Regions from separate parts of the Homo sapiens genome. Here region 1 is linked to region 2. Evidence: read pairs that join two places in POLR2A ChIA-PET (ENCODE). Cell type or tissue: Panc1. All regions are shown on one strand. Links, peaks and the distances in the headings refer to the core of each region. The heading gives the core; the rest is flanking DNA.

Region 1 (3,572 bases), core at 431-2,930, 890 kb after region 2:
TGCTGTGAGAATTAGCTAAGTATGTTTTTAAAAATGAACTTGGATCCATAGGTCACATCATATACAAAAATTAACTCAAAATGGAAAAAAGACGTGAATGTAAAATCTAAAACTATAAAACTGGTGAATAAACCAATGGAGAAAATCTTTGTGACCTTGGGTTAGGCAAAAATTGCTTAGACATGACCCTAAAAACATAATTCATTTAAAAAATTGATAAACTGGACTTCATCAAAATTTAAAATATCTACTCTTCAAAAGACAATTTTATGGGAATGAAAAGACAAGCCAAAAATTGTGAGAAAAATCTTTGCAAAGCATAAACCTGATTTAAAAAAAAAAAAAAAAACCTTGTGTGTCTGGAATATGTAAAGAACTCTCAAAGCTCAAAAATAAGAAAAAAAAATCCTCACCCCACAAAAATGGGCAAAATATTTAAATAGATTCTTCACCAAGAAGAAATGCAGATAGAGAATAGACACATAAAAAGATGATCATTATTAGTCATTAGAGAAATACAAACTAAACCCAATGAGATATCACTATGTACCTATTACAACGCTAAATTTAAAAGACTGACCATACCAAGTGTTGGTGAAGATGTGGAGGAAGGGGAACTCTGATACACTACTGATGAGAATCTACAATGGTACAACTGCTATGACAAACAGTATGGTGGTTTCGTAAAAAGTTAAATATACATCTCCCATATAATCTAGACTTTCAACCTCTAGGTACTAACCCAAAAGTATTATATGTCCATGTAAAGATGTGTTCATTTGTACATGAATGTTCACAGCAGCTTTACTTACAACAGTTAAAAAGTGGACACAATAAAAACATCCATCAACAAATGAAAAGATAAATAATTTGTGGTATATTCCTACAAGGAAATACTACTCAGCAGTCAACGTGAATAATTGGTACATGCATTAACATGAATGAATCTCATAAGTACTATGCTAAGTGAAAGAAGTCAGACACAAAAGGTTTCATACTGTATGATTCCATCTATGTGATATTATGTAAATAAGGGCAAATCCATAGGAACAGAAATCACATCAGTGGTTGCCAGGTGCTGGGGGTTAGAGGAGGCAGCTGACTACAAAGGCACAGGAAAGAACTTTATAGGTTGATACCTTGATTGTGGTGGTAGTTACATACTTGACGATATATGTTTGTCAAAACTGTGAACTCTACACTAAATAGGGTGAATTTTACTGTATGTAAATTAGGTCTCAATAAATTTGAAGTTTAAAAACAAATGCAAAAAACCCTCAAACTTGCAGAATCAGAGTTCTCTGTAAGGCAATCTGCAACTTCCGTGAGCCAACAAATACTGCCTTTAGAAAAAAATCAGTAAGTCACAGACTTAGATGTCCTTCTTTAGTAAAGAACATTAAGAACTAGAAAATAGCTCAAATAAACATTCTCAGGTTACAAACTGTGACCATCACTAACATATGAAAATTCTACTTGCCAACTAAAAAACCTGGAATACCTGTCTTTTTTTTAAAGTACCACTAGCTCTGCCATACAGGTCCTTATTATTCCTCACCTGAGTCACAGCAAAAACCTTCAACTGATTGTCCTGATTGTTTTCTCACTGCACCACAAACCATCCTCACCACCGCTTTCCATTTTCTTTCTAAATCAGATCTGATCATGCAGGTCTCCCATTCAAAAGCCTCTGATGCTTTTCCATAGATTGAATAGAAAACCAAAGACATTTGGCAAGGCCCTTCTCAAATTAGTCTTAACTTACCTCTTTAGGCCTATTTTCTGTTCCATCTTCCCCAACACAAACTTTTAACTCAATATATGCAAATACACCCCAAGTTTGCATCATTGAGACCACTTGAAATTTCCAGTCGACATCTCCTCTGGTCCTCCATACCATTCAGCTCATAGAGCTACCTCTACCTGAACTGCCATTCTCTGATCTGGTTCTTTCATACACATCATCTTAGGGAAGGCTTTTCCAGGGCCCATCCCCTCCCCTGTATACCACAAGACACATCTCTTTTACAGCATCCAGCACACACATTACAGTCAATTGATTTGTCTACACTCCCTAAAGTGAGATCTTCTCACCAACAGGGCCATATACTTTTTTTTTTTTTTTGAGGCAGGGTCTCACTCTGTCACCCAGGCTGGAGTGCCATAGCACAATTTCAGCTCACTGCAACCTCCACCTCCTGGGCTCAAATGATCCTCCTGCCTCTGCCTCCCAAGTAGCTGGGACTACAGGTGCATGCCACCACTCACAGCTAATTTTTGTAGAGACAAGGTTTAATTGCCCAGGCTGGTCTTGAACTCCTGGGCTCAAGCAATCCACCCACCTCAGCCTCCGAAAGTGCTAGGTGTGAGCCACAACACCCAGCCAGGGCCATGTCTTGACCCAGCTGTTTCTCCAGGGCCTAGCACTATTCTAAGTGAATGGGTGTTTTGGTAGACCAGAGACTTGTAAATGCAGATGTTACTGAGACTTTAAGTTAAATTTTTGTTTTCTCATATCACTAAAGCAGTAAGAGCAACTATTGAGAATTGTATTAATATCATCATTTTTATATTTGTTAAGAGAACATTCTACATTTAGAAGAGAGTTCTGTGAGAAAGGAAAATAAATATTGGGGCCCCAAAATCACTAAGCTAAAGGGAAAAGTCAAGCTGGGAACTGCTTAGGGCAAACCTGCCTCTCATTCTAATCAGTCATCTCTCTGCTCACAGAGATAAATGCATATCTGATTGCCTCCTTTGGAGAGGCTAATCAGAAACTCAAAAGAATGCAACCATTTGTCTCTTATCTACCTATGACCTGGAAGCCCCCTCCCCACTTGGAGTTGTCCCACCTTTTCCAGACTGAACCAATGTTCATCTTACATGTGTTTATCGATGTCTCATGTCTCCCTAAAATGTATAAAACCAAACTGTATTCTGACCACCTTGGGCATATGTGGTCAGGACCTGCTGAGGCTGTGTCATGACAGGCCTTGGCAAAAAAATCTTTCTAAATTAACTGAGACCTGTCTCAGATATACGGGGTTCACAGCTGTGAGGGAAAAAAATCAAGAGAAATGAAATCGAAAGCCTACATGAGCAACTTATTAGTTGTGAATCCTTGGGCAATTGTTAATCTTTCTGAGTATATTTTTCATATATACAAGAAGAATATTAATATCTGTCTTCAAAGGGATAATGTAACCACCACAAGGAGATAACATAATGTCAAAAGTTTGTGAATCATACGGTCAACATAAATTTTAGTATTAACAAAGAAAAAGGTTACTATTTTTCTGGCTCACAGAGCCTACTCTGAAGAAAGAGTTTAATGCACAATGCCAGTAAACAATTTGAAAATATCTTCAAAGGCACTGGCCACGGTGACTTATAAAGCAAGGAAGCAAATATTTCTTCTGCAATGTTTAGTAATGACTTTGAAAATCTTGTGTTTGTAGTTGTTTCAATAACATTATTTAACTGTCTGAGGCACTGGAAATAGTCTGGGGCAAGGGAACATAGTCAAGTGATTTAAAATAATTTTTAAATTTCATCTAAATAATGAGTTTTTT
Region 2 (3,391 bases), core at 1-2,500:
GTATATAGCCAAAACTTCTCTTATCAAACTCTGTTATGTAGGCATATTTATATATACATTAAAGACTGTTGTACTGTGTCTCAAAAAGTACTATGTGGCGCTTTTTTTTTGTCTATCATTGGAATAGATTGGTTTCTTCAGTTAAGTACCAGGTAGATTACCTGCCTTGCTTTAGGCCCATTTTATACTAAAAGCATGCAGGTATCTTTAAACACTAGAGACACCATAGCTAAAAGCTCATCCAGTGATTGTCATTGAGTAACTGAAACTCATCGTGGGGGTAACAGACTGAAACACGCCTTATCTCCAAATACTGTACTTGTGAGTGGAGTGGCAAATTGACTTAACACTAGTGTGTTACTCATACATGTATACATGCCAAGATCATGTAGTTGACTTTACATATGGAGTAAATGTATATTTTATAGCATTGCTATAATACTGTGTTTACCAATGGGTATTTTCAAGAGCTGTATAACTAGGCTTATGGAAATAGACATTCTTTTTCCAGTTATAGTTAGGCAGATTATGCAAAGTTCTAGAAATCTTAAGATACTATCCTTGGATAGTGGCCACCTAATCAAAGAGAGTTTTTTAAAATGTATCTAATGACATGATTTGGGATAGAATTTAGCATTGTACATTTGGTATTTTGCAAATTTGTATTTTTAACCTTAATAGGCATTGCTAAACTCAAATATGCTCCAAAGCTAAGTCAGTTGTCTCTAAAGTTAAAATTATGCAATTATGCTTGCAGTACTTACTACCTACAGAAAAAGGGAGCCTTTCTGATGTGAACTATACACTAGTTTTCTTTCACATAAATGGAAGAATTTTAAACTTTGGGTAAAGGGAAATTGTACAAGTTAAAATATTATTCTGTAGAGATGCTCTATATCATGAAGAGTTATGGGAAATCAAGGCTACATTTGCCATGCTGTTATATAAAGCAGATCTGATGTAGTTACTCAGACAAGTTGTTTCTCTTTCTTTGTGGGAAGAAAACAAAAAAAAAGTTGTATATAGCAAGTATTTAGCCTTTCATAAAGTAGTATGGAAAGTTTTCAAAACAATATAGCAGCTCTCATGGTACAGATTGTACAATGAAGCATACTTACCAAAGACTAGCCCTGGGCCTTCCTTCAAAATACTACCTAGAGCAAGCCTCCTACCCAAACAATTCCTCATGTTAAAGCTGCCCTCACATGCTATCCACTGACTCATTTTGTGACATGTCAAATTTCAACTGTTATTTAGTAGCAAAAACATACTGCAGATGAGTTAATGAGAGTGTCTCTTTATCTTTTTAGAGTGTATTTAGGATTTATCGGAAGCAGTGTGCCAGTAACAAGGTTTCAAGGTTGTTGGAAACGCCTTAAGGAAGAATTGCTTTATGTGCTTTAATGAATACATAAGAATGATGTCATTACCCTGCCAAGCATACAGTGTTTGTTTTTATACAGTCTGAATAAAACCTAGCCTCCCCACTCTCTACAATCTAGGCTATCATTACTTTGCACCCCTAATGAAGAAAGAATTAACTTTTTAAAAAATTAACTCTGCTTCTCCACCATCCAAATTATTGAAGTTTGAATTGTAGTACATTACTAATACTTGAATTTCAGTAAGTTAATTTGTTCATTAATAATTAAATATCCATTTTGTAACTGGGCAATAGGTAAAATGAAACATTAAATATTTAAATTGTCAATTTCTATGGATTGGTAGAGTACTTAAACTTATGTTATTATTAACAAATATGTATCTTAGGATGGTGACCATCAAAACCAAAGAATGCAGTTTGATAGTATGCAGTTCTGATTTTGCATCACAGGTGGAAATATTTCTGCTGCCCTTGAGCACAAAGTTCCTACTCTGGTTAATGAAGAACATTATCTGCTGATGGAGCACAATGTCCTGTGTTTGTGTAAATAAATTAAAATGATTACATACTCAAATGAGGACTAATTAAATAGAGAGCTGTTCTAATTTAAAAGCACAAATACTTTCTTGAGCACATTAGGTTCCAAAAATCGGATATTACATTTTTTTGTGAGCTTAACTAATTAGGCTTACCTTGCATGTATGAATTTGGTTTATTTCTGCAACTAGCACTAAATCTGCTGATTGCTTGCAGAGTGATTAATTATGCATTAAGGTGTTTTCAATAGCTTATCAGCACTTGTGGCACACACATGAATAAAGAAAAAAATGAGAAAACAAATAAGTACTCAGCAGAAACATTTAACATGCTTGTAAATTATACTTTTAATCTAGTTGGATGACTTTTATTTTCCTACAAACAGAAAAAATAGTTATTTTCTATTTTCCTAGTTAGAATATAACGCAAAGGAGTGTCTGTAAAATTTAATGACACGTTTGCTTTCAGTTATCAGTTTCATGGTCTGATAATATTGGAGAACTTGGTAGTCTTTAGGCAATGAATGGCACTAAAAGCCTTTTTGTTTTCTGTGTTTTAATTTTTAGTTTTCTAAATGTATAATCTTTATTTCCTTTTCTAGGTACACTGTCATCTTGATAATACCTTCACACAGCAATAAAAAGCAGATTATTGATAATCTATTTCAAAATGGATGACCCTCAGAAATATGCCAAGTAAAAGAAAAAGCCAAATACAAAAGGCCACATATCATATGATTCCATTTATATGAATATCTAGAAAAGGCCAATCTATAAAGACAAAGCAGATAAATAGTTACCAGGAGGTGGTAGTGGAGACTGACGGCAAATGAGGCAGGAGGGAACTTTTTGAGTGGTGATGGCTGCACAACTGTATGTTTACTAACTAAATTTTAAGTGTATACTAAAATAGGTGGATTTTGTGGTATGTAAATTATATGTTAATAAACTTTTTAAAAAACATGGAAAGGGGAATGGGAGGCAGAGCAACCACCAGAACATCTATGTTTCTAGAGTTCAAGAGAAGGGTTTTAGGATAGATTTTAATAAAGACAAAAATATATATAGTACCTTTTCCCAGAAGAATATTAATACTGAACAAGTGAAATTGCCCCTCTATCCCCAAATTTCATTCCCCACATAACTGCCTTTAAATAGATTAGCATACATTTTATCAGACTATACACACAGGTACCCAATTCTTCCTAGTGACTTGTGTACACATTAATACATACATGCACTTACCTTTTAAGTTTGTTTTTATTGAATTGAAATTCAATAAAATATATATAACATATAACAAAATTTACCATTTTAACCATTTTAAAGTGTACAATTCAATGTTTTTTAGCATATTCACAATGTTGTACAATCATCACCCACCACTATTTTCAGAATATTTCTATCACCCCCCACTGCCCGCAAAAATTCCCTTTATCTCTCAATTTTCCCCTTCATACCCTGGCGACTA

The links. ChIA-PET counts read pairs that join two places held together with the same protein. Peaks named below come from ENCODE experiments on the same cell type or tissue, not always from the same donor. Only the 100,000 strongest peaks of a DNase experiment are listed, where the experiment ranks them.
Region 1: POLR2A ChIA-PET joins it to region 2 with 6 read pairs; 1 of 35 experiments calls an interaction of 5 or more read pairs at or near these places.

Annotation. Positions count from the first base shown.
Region 1 is chr5:143,263,204-143,266,775 of GRCh38, reverse strand. No RefSeq gene overlaps it. Among named protein-coding and RNA genes, the nearest start is that of ARHGAP26-IT1, 72 kb to the right of the region's middle. In Panc1, for the core only: no CTCF peak of the experiment used is centred there; no DNase peak of the experiment used is centred there; H3K27ac peaks cover 202 bases.
Region 2 is chr5:144,154,858-144,158,248 of GRCh38, reverse strand. YIPF5 (Yip1 domain family member 5) reads left to right here. Exons shown (of 6, transcript NM_030799.9): 6 at 1-87. Among named protein-coding and RNA genes, the nearest start is that of YIPF5, 14 kb to the left of the region's middle. In Panc1, for the core only: no CTCF peak of the experiment used is centred there; a DNase peak (open chromatin) is centred at 1,231.